Linked DNA regions of Homo sapiens: region 2 is linked to region 1. A link is a loop called in an ENCODE intact Hi-C map of the cell type or tissue named here. Cell type or tissue: GM12878. All regions are shown on one strand. Each heading gives the region's core, and the rest is flanking DNA. Links, peaks and the distances in the headings are about the cores only.

Region 1 (10,980 bases), core at 1,516-9,515:
GATTACAGAACTGCGAGAGAATAAATTCTTGTTTTAAGCCACTGAGGTTGTAGTAATTTGTTATAGCAGCGCTAGGAAACTAACACAGCACAAAAACTGCAATATAATTATAATTTTTGACAAATGTCGAAAATGAAAAGTACAGAATGATAACAGTAGAACATGGAAAACTACATTGTATTGAGTATAATAAGGAGAGGGACAAGGGAAACAATATAGACTCAGTTTATGGAATATCTGGTTAATAACCATAGTGCTAAACACAGGCACACACTTGTATGCATGCATTGCCAGAAAAATGCCCTACCAAGCCCACATTCCAAAACATAAAATTATGTGTGTGTGTGTGTGTGTGTGTGTGTGTGTGTGTGTGTAGATAAATAGGCAATTTAAAACTTTGTGGAAATATATATTTATACTATAAACAGTAGTTTAAAATTAATTAAAATTAAAAGGTTTTGATAACAATGCTGATTATATTATTCTAATTCTAGATTAGAATTTCTCATAATGTTATCATGGATTTAGTTTAATATTTGATCTCCCCAAAAGGTTTCCTAAAATTCAAACAGGACATGAAATTTTATATCTTCAAAAAAATGTGTAGATAACTTTGTCAATACCACCTGGTGATGGGGCACTTTGTGAACCCCAGAATATGACTGAGGGTATCCAGAACACCAAGTGCAGTAGGAGCTACACAAATTCAAGATTTGAGGGTCGTGAGTGGCATGAAATTAAAAGGGACAACCGAGGTCATCAGGATAGATGCAGAAATGGAAAAAACTACACAATTATTTCTTCTCAAAAGTGGAGAACACCTCTTTAGGTAGAGCCCTGGGTTGAAGGATCTGAGACTGATTAGCAAAACTGGAAAACATTCTCAGAGGCTTCAATTTGGAAGTGACTGAAAAAAGGTATTTATTATTTGGATATGTAATGAAATCAGTGGTTTTTTCCTAGATTAAGCTCTTAAGAAATTCAGAAATATCCATAAAATATTCCCATCCAAAAGACAGGGCTCTAGCCTAAGGAAAGATGACAGTAAACAGCAGCCTAACTGAGCAGGATCAGAACACTGGGGACTAAAAAAGAGAGAAGGCTTCCTCAGAGGGGTAGAAGCCCAGAGAACACAGATCCTAGAAAGTCTCAAAGTCACATCGCAGAGAATATAGTGTTAGGGACAAACAGCACAGGCTGAGGCAGAACAATTATCTGAATCAGACGTAATGTTAAGAGACTAAGAAGTGGCTACAGAGAGTCATGAATTGAGTCTTTCAAGCTAATAAGAGAGGAGAGAATCCTCAATATGAAGCTGTGAAAACCACCCTGACCTCTTACCCCTCCCAGAGGAACCTTCTCATAGTAGCCCAGGAAAACCCATTCCATTCAAACATGAAAAAGAAAAAGGGATATGATCGAACACTTTATGAAGTTATTAAAAGGCATAAAAAGTTGAAAATCTCATAATGTTTCACAAGGCAATAAGAACATACCAACAATAAGTATGACTTTAAAGCAGATGAAAACCTCTTACCTATTTTTTAATGAGCTAAAATAAAGAAAATAATTGAATCTTTAAAAATCAGCAAAAATCAGAAAGAGAATAGTTCAAAAATGACATCTCTAGACAACAGGAATAAGGTAAAGGATAATTACTGAAATTTTCAAGAGTATTAAAAATATATTTCAGATTAAGATCAAATTACAAGAAATACAAAACAAACACAAACACAAGAGGAAGTAAATACAATCTATAGCAACGAAAGGAAATAAATTACAGAAAATAGATAAGTAAAAGAAAATTCACATAGATATTTCCCTTTTTTTTTGCAAGATGACAGACTAGAAGCTTTTAATATGCCTCAGCCACTTGAAAATAGCAAGATAGTGCATAAAGATCAACTCTCTGAGCTTTAATTCAGAAAACGGGAATCTACCAGAATCCTGAAGGCTATCACAGATCCCAGGGAGGCAAACAGCCCCGTGACAGCATTCAGCTGATAAAAAAGATTGTGGTGCAGCAGGGCTTTCTCTGTTTGATGCCTAGGCACATCTCCAAGGAATCCAAGCACCCACTTACCCAGAATAGCAGCCTGAGCTTCCCCACCCTTCCTGTGCAGAGATTGTGGTAAAGCAGGGCCTCTCCACTTCATGCCCAGGCAGATCTCCAGGCACTCAGAACACCCACTCACCTGAAACAGAAGCCTGAGCCAGCTCACCCCTCCTGTGCAGAGACCATGGTGAAACATGGCCCTCTCTTCTCCACATCCAGGCATATTTTCCAGCAGTCAGAGCATCTGTTACCAGCCTGAGCTGCCCTACCCTTCCTGGGCAGGGATTGTGGTGTAGCAGGGCCATCTGCACAGCCAGGCAGGTCTCCAGGCACCTGAAGCACCCACTCTCCTGGATTAGGGGTTTAGGCCACCCCCATACCCATGCAGATAACTTGGAGCTGAGGAGGTTTCTCAGCTCCACATCTGGGCACACCTCTGAGTACTTGGTGGTCACCCACTTGATTCTTCCTCAGCACTGGTGCACATGTCTGCCATTGGGGGACCTATAAATAGGTCTGCCCAGTCTGGACCTGCTGATGATGTTCCCATGTTTTCCCAAGGCTGAGCAGGGATCTCAGACTACTGTGCACTCCACAGATCAGCCCATTGCCTGAGGTAATGAGAGCTTCTCCTAGTAAACAAGAGTCAAGTATGTACACAGACACATTGGCCACAGCTGGTTCTTACCCATAAGTGCTATGTATTGCCTTGTAGATTGAACCACACATCCCAATATAAAATCTGCTGAAAGAAATGCATAGAGTTATAGAAGTAAAGCCAAACAACCCTACCCAACATTCTGTACAATCACACACCCCAAGGAGGGAGGACTAGGGGAATAAAAGGGAAAAAAAAATCATGTTATAGGGAAAGAAAGAAAAAGAAAAAAATTCTACTCACATGAAAATAATTACAAAAAATTAGCAATACCAGCATCTCCGGATGAGAAGAAACCACCACAAGAATTCTGACAACATGAAAAATCTGAATGTAGTGACACCACCAAAGGATTACACTAGCTCTTCAGCAATGTTTCCTAACCAAAATAGAAACTCATAAATGACAGATAAAGAATTAAAAGCATGGATTGCAAGGAAGCTCAATGAGATGCAAGACAAGTTGAAAATCAACATGAAGAAACTTCTAAAGCAATCCAGGAAATGAAGGAAAAGATGAGTGTGTTAAAAGGAACAAATCAGAGCTTCTGGAATTGAAAAACTCACTTAAGGAATTTCAAAATACAACTGAAAGTTTTAATCAATAGTCTGGACCAAGAAGAAGAAAAAATTTCCGAGCTAGAAGACTAATCTTTCAAACTAAGCAAGTCAGACAAAAAAAATTTTTTTTTTTTTTTTTTTTGAGACGGAGTCTCGCTCTGTCGCCCAGGCTGGAGTGCAGTGGCAGGATCTCGGCTCACTGCAAGCTCCGCCTCCCGGGTTCATGCCATTCTCCTGCCTCAGCCTCCCAAGTAGCTGGGACTACAGGCGCCCGCCACTACGCCCGGCTAATTTTTTGTATTTTTAGTAGAGATGGGGTTTCACCGTTTTAGCCGGGATGGTCTCAATCTCCTGACCTCGTGATCCGCCCGCCTCGGCCTCCCAAAGTGCTGGGATTACAGGCGTGAGCCACCGCGCCCGGCCCAAAAAAAATTTTTAACAAATAGAAATATAAACAAGTCTTCAAGAAATATGGGATCATGTAAAGTGACCAAATCTATAAATTATTGGCATTCTTAACTGACAAGAAGAAAAAGTAAACAACCTGGAAAACATATTTGAGGAAATAATTCAAGAAAACTTGCCTAATCTTGCTAGAGAGGTAGACATCCAGATACAAGAAATCCAGAAAAGACTTGTACATACAAGACACTATACAAGATGAGATACTGTACAAGATGAACATCACCAGGACATATAGCCACCAAGGTCAACAATAAAGAAAAAATCTTAAAGGCAGCTAGAGAAAAAGGTTAGATGATGTACAAAGGGAACTCCTTCAGCCTAACAGCAGGCTTCTCAGCAGAAAGCTTACAAGCCAGGAGAAACTGGAGACCTATTTTCAGCATTATATGATTATTATTATCATCATCATCATCATCATTATCATTATTTTTGAGACTTGGTTTTACTCTGTTGCCTCAGATGGAATAGAGTGGAACGATCACATCTCTCTGCAGCCTCAACCTCCCAGTATCAAGTGAACCTCCCACCTCAGCCTCCTGAGCAGCTGGGACAACAGCCACATGCCACCACACGCAGCTAATTTTTATTATTACTTGTAGAGACAAGGTCTCACTATATTGCCCAGGGTGGTCTTGAACTCCTGGAGGCTCAAGCAATCCTCCCACCTCAAGCTGCCAAAGTATTGGGATTGGAAGGATGAGCCACTGAACTCAGCAATTTTCAGCATTCTTAAAGAAAAGATAATTCCAAGCAAGAATTTCTATCTTGCCAACTAAGCTCCATAAGCAAAGGAGAAAAAAGATTTTTTTTTCTGACAAGCAAGCACTAAGGGGACTTGTTACCACTAGACTAGCCTTACAAGAGATTCTTAAGTGAATTCTAAACATGAAAATGAAAGAACAGTATCTGCTACCACAAAATCACACTTAAGTACATAGCTCACAGACCCTATAAAGCAACTAGACAATGAAGACTATAAAGCATCCAACTAACAACTTCACAAGAGGATCAAAGCCTCACATATCAATGTTAACCTTGAATTTAAATGATCTAAATGCCCCACTTAAAAGGTATAGAGCTGAAAGTTGGGTAAAAAAATAAGACCCTTCTAGATGGGTCTCTTGAAGAAACCCATCTCACACATAACAACACCCATCGGATCAAAGTAAAGTGTTGGAGAAAAACAAATCACACAAATATTTAGAAAACAAAATAGAGCAAAAGTTTCTGTTTTTATATCAGAAATAACAGACTTTAAACCAACAACAGCAAAAAATGACAAAGAAGGGCATTACATAACAACAAAGGGTTCAATTCAAGTTAAGTCAAGAAGAGTTAACTACTTTAAATATATATACCCAACATTGGAACACCAGATTCTTAAAGCAACTACTTCTAGACCTACAGAAAGACTTAGACACCAAGAAAATAATAGTGCAGAACTTCAACCCCTCACTGATGCTCTTAGACAGATCAATTGAGGCAGACAACTAACAAAGAACTTCTGGACCTAAATTTGACACTTGACCATTGGATCTAATAAACATCTACAGAATGTTTCACCCATTAAACACATTTGTCTCAATAGTACACAGAACATACTCTAAAACTGACCACATGCTCAACCATAAAGCAAGTCTCAATAAATTTAAAAAAAGTGAAATCATACCAACCATATTCTCAGAATACAGTGGAATAAATATTAAAATCAATATCAAGAAGATCCCTCAAAACCACAAAATTACATAGGAATTTAACAAATTGCTCATAAATCACTTTTGGATAAACAATGAAATTAAGTCAGACATCAAATTATTCTTTGAAACAAATGAAAACAGAGGCAAAACATATCAAAATCTCTGGGATGCAGCAAAAGCAGTGTTAAGAGGAAAGTTTATAGGGCTAACACACCAACCTCAAAAAATTAGAAAAATTTCAAATTAATGATTTAACATCACGCCTAGAGTAACTAGAAAACACAAGAACAAATTGACCCCAAAGCTAGCACACACACACACACAAAATAACTAAAATCAGAGCAGAACTGAATGAAATTCAGATCCAAAAATCCATACAAAGAATTGACAAAACCCAAGTTAATTCCTGAAAAGGATAAACAAGGCTGATAGACTTCCAGCTAGATTAATAAAAGAGAAAAAGAGAGAAGGTCCAAATAAGCACAATCAAAAATGACAAAGGTGACATTACAACTAATACCACAAAAATACAAAAGATCCTCAGAGACTATTATGAACACATCTGTGCACACAAACTAGAAAATCTAGAGGAAATGGATAAATTTCTGGAAACACACATCTCAAGATTGAATCAGGAAGAAATTGAAACCTTGAAGCAACTGATATTAAGTTCTGAAGTTTAATCATTAATAAAAAACCTACAAACACAAAAAAGCCTCAAACAAAATGGACTCACAGCCGAATTCTACCACGTGTACAAAGAAGAACTGATACCAATTCAAGTGAAACTATTCTAAAAAATTGAGGAAGAGAGACTCTTCACTATCTCATTCAATGAAGCCAACATCACCCTGATACCAAAACCTGGAAAAGACACAACAACAAAAAAAAGAAAACTACAGGCCAATACCTCTGGTGAACATAGACAAAAATATCCTCTACACAATACTAGCAAACTGAATCCTGCAGCACATAAAAAAGTTAATTCACCACAATTAAGTAGGCTTCATGCCTGGTATGCAAGTTTGGTTCAACATACACAAATCAATAAATGTGACTCACCACAAAAGCAGAATTGAAACCCGAAACCATATCATCATCTTAACAGACACAGAAAAAGCCTCCAATAAAATCCAGCATCCCTTCATGACAAGAACTGTCAACAAAATAGGCATCAAAGGAACATATCTCAAAATAGTAAGAGTCATCTATGACAAACCCACAGCCAACATTATATTGAAGGGGCAAAAGCTGGAAGCATTCCCCTTGAGAACTGTTAACAAGACAAGTATATCTCTTCTTACCACTCCTGTTCAACATAGTACTGGAAGTCCTTGCCAGAGCAATTAACTGAAAGAAATGAAGAGCATTCTAATAGAAAAAGAAGCCAAGCTACCTCTTTTCACTGATGATATGACTTTATACCTAGAAAACCATAAAGACTAAGCCAAAGGGCTCCTGGAACTGACAGACAACTTCAGTAAAGTTTCAGGATACAAAATCAATGTACAAAACTGAGTAGCATTTCTGTACACCAATAATGCTCAAGCTGAGAGTATAATCAAGAATGCAATGCAATTTACAATAGCCACAGACAAAATGTAAAATGCCTAGGAATGTATCTAACCAAGGAGGTGAAAGATTTCTGCAAGGAGAAAAACAAAACACTGCAAACATATCATAGATGGAAAACACCGAAAAAAATCATAGTGACACGAACAAATGGAAAACTAGTCCAGGCTCATGAAATGGAAGACTCAATATTATTAAAATGGCCATACTGGCCAAAGCAATCTAGAGATTCAACACTATTTCTATCAAACTACAAATTTCAGTTTTCACAGAGTTAGAAAAACATCCTAAAATTTATATGGAATAAAAAGAAAGAGCCAAAATAGCAAAAGCAATCCAAGCAAAAACAACAAAACTGGAGGCATCACATTACTTAAGTTCAAACTATACTATAAGGCTATACAGTAACCAAAATAACACAATAGTGGTACAAAAACAAACCCACAGACCAACGGAAAATAACAAAGAACCCTGAAATAAAGCTGCATTTATACAGCCATCTGATCTTCAACAAAGTTGACAAAAATAAACAATGGGGAAAAGATTCCCTATTCAATAAATTGTACAGTGATAGCTGGCTAACCATATGCAGAAGAATAAAACTGGACCCCTACCTTTCACCATATACAAAAATAAGATGAATTAAAGATTTAAATGTAAGACCTCAAATCATAAGAATCCTAGAAGAAAATCTAGTAAACACTATTCTGGACATTGGTCTCAGGAAAAAATTTATGACTAAGTCCTCAAAAGCCATTGCAACAAAATCAAAATTGAAAGTGTGACCTAATTAAACTAAAGAGCTTCTGCATAACAGAAGAAATTATCAATATAGTAAACAGACAACCTACAGAATGGGAGAAAATATTTGCAAACTATGCACCCAACAAAAGTCTAATATCCAGAATCTATAAGGAACTTAAACAACACAACAAGACAAAAACAACCCCATTAAAAAGTAAGCAAATGGCATGAACAGACACTTCTCAAAAAAGACGAAGAAGTGGACAAGAAACATGAAAAAATGCTCAGTATCACTAATTATCAAAGAAATGCAAATTAAAACCACAATGAGATACCATCTTACACCAATCAGAATGGCTATTATTAAAAAGTCAAAAATTGACAGATGCTGGTGATGCTGTGGAGAAGAGGGAACACATATGCTGTTGGTGGGGATATAAATTAGTTCAGCCACTGTGAAAAGCAGTTTGGGGGTTTCTCAATAACTTAAAATGGAACCACCATTTGACCCAACAACTCCATTATGGAGTATATATCCAAAAGAAAATCTATTATTCTACCACAAAAACATATGCACTTGTATCTTCATTCCAAGACTATTCACAATAGCAAAGACAAGGAATCAATCTAGATACCTATCAAAAATCGATTTGATAAGGAAAATATGGTACATATACATTGTGGAATACCACACAGCCATTAAAAAATAATAAAATCATGTCCTTTGCAGCAACATGGGTGGAACTGGAGGCCATTATCCTAAGCTAATTGTACAGGAATAGAAAACTGAATACCATATGTTCTCTCTTATAAATAGGAGCTAAATATTTGGTTCTCATGGACATAAAGATGGCAACAGTAGACACTGAGGACTAATAGAGGTCGAAAGTAGTGAAGGTGGCAAGGGTTGAAAACCTAACTGTTGGAAACTATGCTCACTATCAGGGTGATGGGATCATTTGTATCCCCAACCTCAGCATCATACTCATATAACAAACCTGCACATGTTCTCCAGAATCTAAAATAAAATTGGAAACTATTAAATAAATAAATAAAATTGTTATTTTCTATGGGAAAAAAGAAACTAAAAGAAACAAAAGTCTTCTGGAGAAGGTGATAAAGGACCAAGGCAAGGGAGAGCTGATACACATTTTATTGGAGTCCCCAGGAAAGAAAACTGAAGCAATGAAACAATATTTAAAACTATATTTCAAGGAAATGTTGCTGTCATAAAAGACTTGAAAAAAAAGCCATATATATGTGCATTTTAATATTTTGAGAGGGCATTCTCTAATTTGAAAAGTTGACTTAAAATGTTCAATACTGACAAATATTTTAATACAATAATTGGGCTATAAAATATAAGGAAAATATTCTTTGAACATAACAAAAAGTCCATTCTGTATGTCAAAGAAATGCAAACAAGAATCATATTATCATCAGCATTCTTTAAGTAGTATTTTAACTGAGGCAACATTCTCATGGAGAAATTTGAGTGAAGGATTTTATCTTTAGCTAAACTATTCTTCAAGTATAAAGGCCACAGGCAACCAGTTATGAACATGCAGGAATCTATCACAGACCACATTTCAGGAAACTACAAAATTGTCATGAAACCTTCAGCATAAATTTAGAGGTCAATATTAAATGTAGGTAACTGAAGAACTAAAATTAAAAGATGGAAGACAAAGCTATAAGTGCTACGTGCTCTGACAATGTAGAAATAATTCAACTATTAAATTCAGTTTAGCTTAAAGCCGCCTCCTTACATATTTTAAATTTAGCCTAAAGGTTTCTCTCTACATAATGAACTGAAACCTAACCGGATGGTAAATAGATTGTAACCTACTCTTTTACCAATCACCAAGTTTCAGCCAATCAAACATGGTCCAACTGCTGAAAGCAGGTTCAAATAAGGCAAACACCAAGTTGTCACCAATCCAACTGTTTCTGTATTTCACTTCTATTTTGTCTACATCACTCTCTTTTTTCTGTCTATAAACCCTTTCTAACCATAGACAAGCACCAGAGTTGCTCTAAACCCATTCTAATTGAGGGCCAGTAGGGAGGGCGGGTGTGTGTGCCTTATTTGCAAATTGTTCTTTACTCAGTTAAATTTTGCTAAATTTAATTTGTCGAAAGTGTTTCTTTTAACACAACTAACTGAAAATGGGAGAATAGAAAGACAGTAGGTATAAAATAGAATAAGGTCTTTGATTGCCTCTGGTTATTATGTGAGAATAAAATGATATAACTTGAAACTGAAAAAGCAAGTGACAGATGTTTATTTCCGATCATAAGTATAAAACCCTGAGCAACAATTAGTAGACAGAGGGGAGGGAGAGGAAAATAAATAATTAATAACTAATTTTACTACAGCTTATATTAGCAAACTAACAGATAATATCTAAATATCTAAGTAAAGAGATAGCTAAAGGTGTTATATTATAAAGGTATTCATTTAGTGATAATCACTAGAACAAAAATATACACTGTATTAGTCTGTTCGCATGCTGCTAATAAAGACATACCCAAGACTGGGTAATTTATTAAGGAAAGAGGTTGAATTGACTCACAGTTCTGCATGGCTGGGGAGTCCTCACAATCATGGCAGAAGGTGAATGAGGAGCAAAGTCACGCCTTATGTGGCAGCAGGCAAGAGAGCATGTTTAGGGGAACTTGCCTTTATAAAACCATCAGATCTCATAAGACTTATTCACCATCATGAGAACAGCATGGGAAAGATCTGCCCCCATGATTTAATTACCTTCCACCAGGTCCCTCTTATGACATGTGAGAATTATAGGAGCTACAATTCAAGATGAGATTTGGGTGGGGACAGACCCAAACCGTATCATATATCTTCCTAAATACTAGAGAGTGAGAAAATAAAGTAGCTCATCTAGCGAAAAACTTACTGGGTATATATAAAATATGCATTTATATAATACACAAAGTATAAAGCAATATGACAAACCAGAAACAAATAAATCATATTCATACATATAAATGGATTTCAATCATCTATGCAGAAATAATGTTGTTAGACAAGTTAAAGAAATCCAACTCAGTGCTATATACAGAAACATACATCAAATAAAATAATTCAGAAATGTTTAAAAACTAAAAAGCTTTTTATAATTGAAAATACATAAAAACAGCTAGACAGACACACACTAGTATATATTAAACGACCCTTGGGACAATGAAGAATACAAAACAAAATTT
Region 2 (10,980 bases), core at 1,774-9,773, 82 kb before region 1:
CCCCCATGCAGAGGCAGAGGGAAAGGCACTCCAAGCCAAGAGAGGGAACCCCATGTGCGGTGGAAAAGTGGTTGCTTATACTGAAGTCTGGAGGAGGTGGTGTTTGATTTGCATAGGGCCCAGGGGATTGGGTTGACCAGGTATGCTATTTATGTAGCTTGAGAAAAACCTGGCCCTTCCACCTTAGCCCTTTAATATGTAAATGTGGGCCGCCATGATGTTTTAAGCACATAGTGTTATTCAGAGGTGGCCATGACACTTGCCTGATGGCAAGGAGAAGAAGGTGGGAATCGCCATATTGGCCATGTCAAATGGACCTAGTTTTGGTTTTTTTTTTTTTTTTTTTTTGAAACGGAGTCTCATTCTGTCACCCAGGCTGGAGTGCAGGGGAGCAATCTCAGCTCACTGCAAGCTCTGCCTGCCTGGTTCACACCATTCTCCTGCCTCAGCCTCCCAAGTAGCTGGGACTACACGCACCTGCCACCACACCCAGCCATTTTTTTTGTATTTTTTTTAGTAAAGATGGGGTTTCACCGTGTTAGCCAGGATGGTCTTGATCTCCTGACCTCATGATCCACCAAAGTGCTGGGATTACAGGCGTGAGCCACCAATGGACCTAGTTTTTAATTGCCAGCATTTACATATGAAAGCTTGCCTGCCTGGCTCCTTAAGCTACTTTTCTGTTACAAAACAAAAAATGTTTTGAGGGTTGTTTCCATTAAAAGAAAAATTTCCATCAAAATCCTTTACCCTATCTAGCTGCCTAAAATTATTTCTTAATAACTCCTGTATTACTGGCGTGTGATGTAATGAACCGGGTTTCAACACGCTCTACGAGATGTTCTGATTTTCACCTGTTGACTGCACTACATAATTTTTTTAGGTTATTTTATGACTCCTAGCCTGTGTACACAAATCACTGAGGAAACTTGATGTTTTTGAAAGAGCTTCAGAAGTAGTGTTCATACATTTATTCCATAAATAATTGTATCACTCACTGATATATAAAAAATGTTCAAATATGAGTAGATGCTGTTGTGGTTATAAAATACATTAAATTTTAATATAGGACTACTGGAAGTTTATTTTCTCATTCTTTGACCATAGATATTAAAAATATAATTACTCTCATGGGGTGACAGTGTGGCAAGGGGATCTGCATGACTTTACAATGTGAAGAAGAAATAAAAGCAGGACCAATATGAGCACATGGCTGTTTGCAGCCACCATCTGAAATGGTTAGTGCCAGTGCTGCACCAGTTGTCAAATACCAACATTCTTATGTTTAATAAATACTAATTTTACTATCTTATCTGTTAAAAGAAATTGGGAAGCCCTTATCTGGAAGTTTAAATAAGTTGTCTATTCTAGAAGCTCTTCTCTATAAAAATTTTTCTCTTGACCAAGAGTTTAAATGGAGCACAAGAGAATTCACGTTTTCGATTCCTGACAATTACCTGGCTTGGGGCACATTCGTCTTGCTACTTAAATTTGAAATGATGTGTCTTAACTGGCAGCTGAGCTGGAGGATCAGTTGACATCTTTTTGTGAAATTTGAGAAGACTAACATGGATGTATATCTCACCTACATTCTAAAAAGGGATTCAAGCCATTCATGGGAACAAAGCTGAGTTTTTTATTCATCTTTATATCTGCTTCCCCCCACCTGACCCCAACAAAATAAAAGGCAATCAATATTCCAGAAAGATCTAAGTAGCCTGGCCAAAATTGCTTTAACATGGAATATTTCACAGCCAAGTGAATCCACATGACTTCTCCACCATTTAAAATATCATTCAGAGAATGACTAATTTTGAGGTACATTATTTCCCATTACCTTCATGAAAAACATGTGCCAAGACCACTGATCAAGGTGTGAAATTACTGAATAAGAATTAAGTACAAATTAGTTGCTTTCTACAAAGTTATTTTTCATTTTGGTATACTCAATCCGTAGTCTTTCTCTTCTGTAATAATTAGATAACATGTCAAGTTGCCTAGTAAGATCTCTCCTAGATAATAATGTTAAAAACATAATACATCTCAATGTGTTATCAGATGATAAGAAACTAATTAAAATGAAGGAAAGTTAGGACATAGTCATGCTTTATCTCACTGGAAAAGCTTGCCTATTTGATTAAGGGGCACCTACTCTCTGTGACTCATGGAATATTATGTTTCAGATGCTATACAAACATCAGTAGCTGAGTGTTGGGCAAGAAGGAGACAAAGGTATTTTGAATTTATTTAACCAACTTTTTGTGCACAAACCAAAAGCTAATGGAAGATCAATAAAAATAACAATATTATATATTATTCCCGATAGATTTCTGCACAAAATAAATATATCTCAATACATCTCATTTCTGCACAAAATAAATATATGTCATGTATAATAGCAATGGGCAAACTCTACCTACTCCTTATATAAAATATTAGCTTGAGAAACTTGAACTTATAATTGATAAAAAATAAATAATAAATTGGCCTATATTTTAAATAGAATGTATTTTAAATAAAAAGGCTTAGTTAAGGGTTGTAATGCTTATCTTTTCCAAAAATGGAGTCTATTACATGCTGGGCCTTACTGAATTGTGCCAAACCTGTAATTTGCTGAAGGCAAATCAGTCTGCAAGGAACATGGCCCATGGTTCACCATGTGTTCTGAATGACTTATGCATATGTAGACAGTGTCTCCTGGGTGATTTCTTTAATAGGAGCTTCACAATCACACATACTAGAGGAGAACAGTCAGTTGAGTTGAAGTAACTTGCTCTATTTGGACCTCAGGACTGGGAAGCAGACATTATATCTTCTGGGATATAGTCAATCATGATATTTCTAAGCATACGTATTATTTTCTATGCCTTGCTTCTCTTACTCTATCAAAATTATGGCACTACTACAATGAGATACCACTTCATACCATTACGATGGCTATTATTAAAAAAAAGCAGAAAATAACAAGAATTAGTGAGGACATGGAGAAATTGGAACCCTTGTAATGGGAGTGTAAAATGGTGCAAGCTTTGTGAAAAACAGTTTGGTGGTAACTCAAAAAGCTTAACATAGAATTACCATATGACCAACTAATTCCCTTCCTAGGTATATATCTGAAAGAATAAACAGCACGGACTTTGACAGACACTTGCACACTAATGTGCATAGCAACATTATGGACAATAGCCAAACGTAAATGACCCAAATATCTATCAAGAGATAAATGGACAAGCAAAATGTAGCATATACATAAAATGGCATATTATTCAGTCATGAAATGGAATGAAATTCTGATGCATGCTACATTGTGGATGAACCTTGAAAATGTTATGCTAAGTGAAATAAGCCAGACACAAAAGGACAAATATTGTGTGATTCCACTTATATAAGGTATCTAGAATAGGCAAATTTGTAGAGACAGAAAGTAGACTATAGGATAACAGGGGCTAAGGGGAGAGGGGAGTGGAGAGTTATTGTTTAATGGATAGAGTCTCTGAAATGATGAAATCTTTCGGGAAATTGACATGGGTGATAGTTTCAGAATTTTGTGAATGTATTTAATGCCATCGAATTGTGCCCTTAAAATAGTTAAAATGATAAATTTTATGTTGTGTATATTTTACCACAATTAAAAAAATATATAGCACTAGAACCCACCATTCTCACTCTGATTCCTACACTGCCCCTCCACTCACACACAAGCCATAATTCTATCAACCTTTGCTATATCCAGTCCAAGGGCCACTGAAAGCACCCGAAGAATCCCTGAAACTGCCTGTCATGGGAAGTCCCAGAAAAACCCCTGTGAAGACAGGCAACCCTGTGATACTTCCCAGAAGATGGTTTCAGGAGGACACCAGTAGGTTCAGCAATTGTAAACAAGTTGTTTTGAATCAATGGCTTCAATTGTGTGATTATTTGAATTCAATGGGTTTAATTAGGTAATTAGTATATAAGAGTATGCACTAGATACAATAATTTAAATTTTTGGAGCACTTGAACATTACTGATTGAAAAAGTGGGAATTTGAAACCATGGGACTCCTTCCCTCTGCATACCTCTCAAACCTCTCCAACTTATTCCCCAGAAAAAATTTGAACCTAAGGAAAATTTATCAATAAACAAAGCCTCCATCAAGGAGCTACTTTGGCCTGAGCAAAACTTCTCTTCAGTCATATCTGGAAGGACAAGTCATGAGTGCTTGGATGTAAAGGAAAATGCTTTGCTACTATCCAATCCTGCAGCAGTTAGAGATCAACTCCATCCTTCAGACCAGTGGTTGCCCTATCACATCCCTGCCACAGATGAAACCATTTTATTCTCTCTAACATCACTGTATTAGTTCCTTCTCACATGGCTATAAGTGACTACTGAAGACAGAGTAATTTATGAAGAAAAGAGGTTTAATTGACTCACAGTTACACAGGCTTAACAGGAAGCATGACTGAGAGGCTTCAGGAAACTTACAATCATGGCCGAAGACAAAGGGGGACCACATCTTACCATAGCGGAGGAGGAGAGAGAGTGAGGGGGGGAATTGCCACATGCTTTTAAACCATCAGATATGTTGAGAAATCATTCACTATCACAAGAACAGCAAGGGGGAAATCCACCATCATGATCCAATCACTTCCCACCAGGGCCCTCCACAAATTCAACATGAGGTTTGGGCAGGGACCAAATCTAAGTCCTATCAATCCCCATTTCTCCTTCCCTCCGGGGGTTAGGAGGCAGAATAGGAATCCAGGAATGGTGACAAGGAAGTATGTAAAAGTGCAACTGAAGTACTGGCTACTGTACTTTCCTTTGCCATGAAAAAAAAAAAAAAAAGATGTTCTAATTAGACACCAGATAGGTAAGAACCTAGTGACTCACTCCAAGTTATACAAACATCTTCATGCAAATTAAAGTATTTGCCACCCAAGCAATAACTCTGTCTTCTACTCTCTTGGCCACAATGGTAGTTGAGCTGGGAGCAACCTTTCAGCACCTGCATCACCATGTTCTGTGGTCTTCTTACTTCGTGTCATTGTTTCTCTTAATAAGTAAGAAAATACCTATAATCAGTAATAACTCCAGCACTGGAGTCAAGTGACTCCAAATCAACAAGTGTTAGAACCAGAAGTCTCTCTAAGCTTGTGTAGTCTAATTCTTGCATTTTAAGAAATAAAGAAACTGAAGCAAGGAGAACTGAAAACATCTGTCTGGGTCACATTTCTTATCTGTAGTAGAGAAGAAAAGTCCCTGCTTTTGGCTTGGTGGCCTTTCCTCAAGAATGTGCTTCTGCCATGGTCACAGTAGAAGTCTCAGCCTTCTTCATAGTATCCATGGCTTTAGTGGATTTATTTCATTCAAACAATGGCTCCAAGTAGAGGGAAAATGTGTTTGTCTCTCTTCAAGCTGTCTACTTTGTTCAGGACTGTGGACTCTGCTTGAATGATTCATATCGTGACAGCCATTACAGACTTGAAACTCTCAAAATGTCATTGGGCCTATGATATATTGGATTTTTCTTAAAACTGGTAAAATGCAAATTGTTAAAAAAAGATATCTTTCCATACCTTATGTCTGATATTTGATAGATAGTACCATAAGAAAATCCAAATGACAGCTTTCAGTTTCTTAATATCAAAATTTGACTAGTAAGAGAGATTTGATTTCCTACTTTGTTTGGGAAATCTGGGAAAATATGGTCATAACTGAGTTTGTGGCCTTGACATCATGGAGCTCACCAAAGCTCTATGATTTTTTTCTCATACCAATAGACAGTCTTCTCTACAGAACTGCATGTTACAAAGAAGCAAAACACTAAAGTACAGACTTAACCTTCACTACCTCTGTGGCTTTAGAAAAATCATCAGCTTTTCTGTATCTTGGTTTTCTCATTTCTGAATTTTTGATACCAATTCCTATCCCAGCCTACCTCATAAGTGATGCTATCTAAATCAACTGAGATTAGCTAATTTATCAAAAATGCTTTAAGGACAATAAAATACTATATACCTTTAAGAAAATAGATCTCTTAATCACCTTCTACCCACAGGAAGCTCAAGAAAACTATTCAGGCTGGTCATAAAGAGTTCAGGCCCTGTGATGAGTTTGGTTCCTTGGATGAAGAAGCAAAAGGAAATGCAGTGTTTTTACTAATTAAATCACCCAGTGAATAAGTATTTATGGAAGGTGGACGTGAACTGAGGTTGGTGGTTTTAAACAGAAAAACAGCAAAGGGGCAGAGATGGGTAATGGAAAGTAGTATTGTAGATCAAGTAGTGAGGTTACTTTAGAAAAAGGATTGAGAAAAGCAACTGAAGGAGAAAAAAGGGGGAAACATGTAATATCAGTTAGTGAAGTAATATGAAAACTAGGAGAACCAGGATAAACAGATGAATATCTCCTTCTGCAGATTCCCTCCTCTTTGTCACTCCTTATCTCTCTATACCTGTGATAGCGAGTGATTCAATTAGTAAGTATTTATTAAGACACACCTGGTCTATACCCAGTTCTGTTCTAGGCCTTGGATAAATTAATTAATAAATGAAACAGACAAAATCTCTGACATCATGGAGCTTGCATTTTAGCAGCCAGCAGGGTGAGGAGGAAGGAAATGAGCAATAAACACAGAAAATTAGACAAAGAAAGGTAATTTTAGAGAGCAATAGAGCTATAAAATATAGAACATGGCAGAAAGGATCCTAAATTAGCTACAGTGAGCCAAAGAAAGACTCTCCAAGGAGAGAAGCTCACAACTCTTTTAGTTCCAAATAATAAAAATCCATATCAAATAACACTAAGAAAACAGATTTTATTGACCCAAGAAGGTAGATAGGACACTAAGGTAGCCTCATGATCAAATGAGTAACTGCAGGGTCCAGGGCCTTGGGGCCTCAGAGATGGGGAAATCAAACCAAGAAAACACAACCTTCCTTTCTACTTCTCATCCCCTTTAGTCTCAACATTCTCAGATTCACATCCTCCCATTAAGGCAAACCCAGTAGAAAACAGAGTGTCTTTTTTTCCAAAGTTTTCTCAATCCAAGGAAACAATTTTGGTCAGGCATGAGTTACAAGGTCATCCCTATGGCTGGGATGGTGGTGGTGGGAGGAGATGGGGAAATGACAGGAAGGAGCATGTTGCTATGGAAGAGGATGGATAAACCCTGTGGACAACACAATATCTACCATAGTTTACTACATTCCACTCCTTGACTTCCCAGCACACTCAAGGCACCCTTCTCTCCTGATACTGAATTACAAAATGCCCACCTACCAAAATGCCAGTATCCCATCTACAACAGAAAACACATCCACCTTTTCCAAAGAGACAACACAAAGCACATCATTTGCTGTATCTAATCCCAAGCCTTTCTTCTCATAGTTTTGTCATATAATAAATTTAAGTAGCCCTACATGACCAGTATAAAATTATAGAGAAATATACAATGTCTGCAATTAAAACTACCATTTGGAAAGCACAGAAAAAAAGAAGCAATGCCAGTCACCTCTGGTCCACAGTGTATACAGCATATTGTTGAGCCAGAATATCAAGGACTTACCTCTCTGGTCATAGTGCAAGCCCATGATGAGCTTCTCTGCCCCTCCCTGGCTACCTGACCACAACCATTGGCCTTCTTGGATATGCCTCAGAATATGACTTCTCTGTGTTACAGTGCTTTATCTACTTTTTGTTGGTACAAGTATAGCTGTGGTAAGGGCCTTAAGGAGTTGAGTAATTATAGGACATCCTTTGCCAGGCTTGGGGTGTCTTTGTCAATATAATTTCCTTAAAATCTGAGTTGGGTGCTGATCTGTTCAATTCTTGTACCCTCCACTACTTAGTCACCAACATCAGAAACTTTATCAAAACATGACCCTTAAATCTGGCCTCAGGTGTCAATGTCTATATTTATCAGGACTCTTCAAGGTTTAAAATTCAGAACGCCACTTAAACATGGAATCTAAGAATGTGACTGCATTTCCCCCTGACTTCAGCTGATTCTCCCTATCTCCCTGAAGATAAATGCACTTTAATTACTGCATTAACCAGATCTTATTCGGTTGCAACAAATAGAAATTAAACTCACATTGACGTTAGGAAAAAATATTTCTTTTCTTTTAAAGTAAATATATTTGGGTTAAAAAGTGAGTTAGTTTAAAGAAAATAATAAATAATAATAATACATTTAAAACGTGCCACATATAGGTATGGCAAAAAGGAATAAAGGTAATAGGCAAACGGCTGATATTTGAAAAGAATGTTGATGCTCAGTTTAGCTGGGCTAGGAGATCAGCTTTGGAATGCATACTAAAAAAGACCATGACAACAAAGAAAGAGGTATAAGAATCAGGACCTTAGACTCTGACTTTCTACTTGATCTGATTGGCTTTATCCACAGACTCTTGCAGATGGCCGTCAGTGGCCCCAGATCCAAATCCTCCAGCTCGGCAACCTCATAAGAAAAGAGAGTACTGTCTTCTAAAATTGATCCTGGGGAAGAGTCATTATTGGCCAGGCCTACATCCTCTTCTCATCTCTCTAGTGGCTATGAGCTAGTAGAGGAGAGAAGGAACAGTTTAAGAAAAGCAGGGGAAAGATTAAGGCAAAGTTTACTGGGCAGACAAGTACTATTGCCAACATTGGCCACCATTCTCACAAAATCATCATTCAAATTAACACTGTACACTAGAAATGATATTGTATTGTGTTCCACAGTTAGAGAGAAATAGATATTGCTGACATGTTAGATGAGTCCTTTAGGCTTTCAATGGGACATTAAGGAAGAAACCAAAGCCTGAGCCCCCATCACAATTTCCAACCCTTTATTTATTCATTTAATTATTCTTTTGTTTAGCAAATATTTATTAAATATTACCATTCCATGGATTCAGTTAAGTGTTAGCTGAGCATCAATCAACAAAATAGACATGGTCTCCACCTTCATAAATAGGAAATTATGAATTATGTAGTCCCACAAAGTGAAATAAGAGGTATGATAAATGATGTACCTGATTCTACGAGAGGAGGTAATAGGGATACCTGACCTATTCTAGGGGTGAGGTTAGAGGGGAAGTGATCAGGAAAGTCTTCGTGGGAGAAATAATATTTAAACTGATAACTCTAGGAGGAGTCCAAAGTGAAGTGCAGTTAGAGTACGCAAAGGCCCAGAGGCAATAAGATCATGGCACATATGGAAAAATGGAATAAGTTAAAGAAAGCCAGTCTGTTTCTGTTTAATAGCATTTGCATCACCTACTTTCTTCTGAGAAGGATATCTCTTTCCACTTGTATCTACTGCATTTCCTTCCAGGCCCGTTTTTATTATCTCTAAAGTTAGAAGGGGCACAAATGACAAAATGTTATAGTTTAGGAGTCAGTGGAAGTAACTAAACAGTGGAAGTTCCATCCACCTCCAAACCATAATTTTAAGTAACATTATATCTGCCTTTAACTGTCATTGCTCCTCCAGCCCCCCATGAAATGGACTTTCATTCTGAGAATAGATTGGCAGCAACAGCTGGCATTTTCCTTAGAAATAGTTGGCTTTGCCTCAAATATAACTTTCCCTGAAGCAGCTTGATGCTCACCAGAGCAGTTGACCTGCATCACAATATGTTCTCTCTTACATCTCCTCGATAGATATGAGATGAGCTGTTACTAAGCTCTGTCCAAGTCATTGGAGCTATGCATAAAAAATAAATAATTGTGCATGACTAAAATGAATGATCTATTATCAGATGCATTTGCATAATTAAGCTTGCTCAAAAAAATTGGCAGAGCACAAACTGGCAGAGTGGCGTTGCATAATATCGACCACAAAGCCTCAGACTGTGATTCTAGCAAAACACAATGAGGTCAGGACTCTGTGTGTGCAGATTAGATAAATGGATCAGCTCAGTGGCAGAAGAACAAACTGCATGCTTAGAATTTTTAAAATGTAACTCCTTTTTGTATAGAATAATATGACTTCTGAGCAAGAATGAGAGCTTGCGAGAGTGGTGGCTTACACCAACAGCAAGAAACCAGGCTGGTTGTCAGAATATTTGGGGCCTGGGTTTAGTTGCGTCTTGTATGTGTTTTCTGGCCTCTGGCCAGACACATAATCATCTTTGCTTCCATTTCATTTTTAAAATGGTGTAACAGTAGTTTCTGTACCTACATAATGAATTGTAAAAAGCACAGAGAAAGAAAATCTCCCACTGTGGGAAGACAAGCAGCCTCTAGATGCTCACGTCTTCACCCTGGAGTCAGCAGTGGGCATAGGTTTGCTGTCTGTTCTATAGGAATTAATTTTGAGCTGGATGAGTTATCCTTCTGACCTGTCCCTCTGCCTATTTCTCATGTCAGAAAGAAGCATCAGAGCCAGCAGCAACCAGCAGCCTGGGCTCTAGTCCAGTGTTTCCTGTAAAAGAGCCTCCAAGAGGGAGATACGGTCGAGAAAGGGGATGTGGTCTCTTCATAGACATGTACCCTGATAACCTAGAAAGGCAGACATCAGAGTACCACAGTACTGAAGGGAAAATCATCAGCACAAAGAAAACCTAAGATTTCTGTATTTTCCTTTTAACTTAAGCTTTTCTGCAACTCCCACAGGAAAACGCAGGCAACAGGCCAAGATTTATATTACCACTGATCCTGTTTGATTTTAAGAGAAGAAATTCTACTCAGATGTAAGTGTGATCTATCTGTGACATCTGTCACCTATTAGTTACAAGAGCTAATTTAGTTTCCTTCTCCTGTGTCATGCTTCTACTGGAGCTGCCTTCTTGGTCAAAGATAAACTTTTCAAATATGAAGACAGCTTTCTTTTCTATCAAGGATGCATAATATTCATATGCTTCAAATTTATGTTACCAACTTAAATGGTGCCGCCATTTTATTCATTATTGTCACTTGGAGGCCTCAAATTAGTGAAAATAGCTTCATGTGAGTTCATCTTCAAAGGCTTCTTTCCTTCAAGTGCTGATCAAATTCGACTGTCCAAAG

What was found. Peaks named below come from ENCODE experiments on the same cell type or tissue, not always from the same donor. Only the 100,000 strongest peaks of a DNase experiment are listed, where the experiment ranks them.
Region 2: it touches region 1 in a loop (5-fold over the local background); 2 of 110 quality-filtered maps call a loop at or near these places.

Annotation. Positions count from the first base shown.
Region 1 is chr10:90,042,886-90,053,865 of GRCh38, reverse strand. No RefSeq gene overlaps it. Among named protein-coding and RNA genes, the nearest start is that of LINC01375, 91 kb to the right of the region's middle. RefSeq lists enhancers at 2,293-2,342, 6,220-6,369. In GM12878, for the core only: no CTCF peak of the experiment used is centred there; DNase peaks (open chromatin) are centred at 2,175, 2,667, 4,595 and 6,485; H3K27ac peaks cover 3,464 bases.
Region 2 is chr10:90,124,978-90,135,957 of GRCh38, reverse strand. No RefSeq gene overlaps it. Among named protein-coding and RNA genes, the nearest start is that of LINC01375, 170 kb to the right of the region's middle. In GM12878, for the core only: no CTCF peak of the experiment used is centred there; a DNase peak (open chromatin) is centred at 5,087; H3K27ac peaks cover 2,079 bases.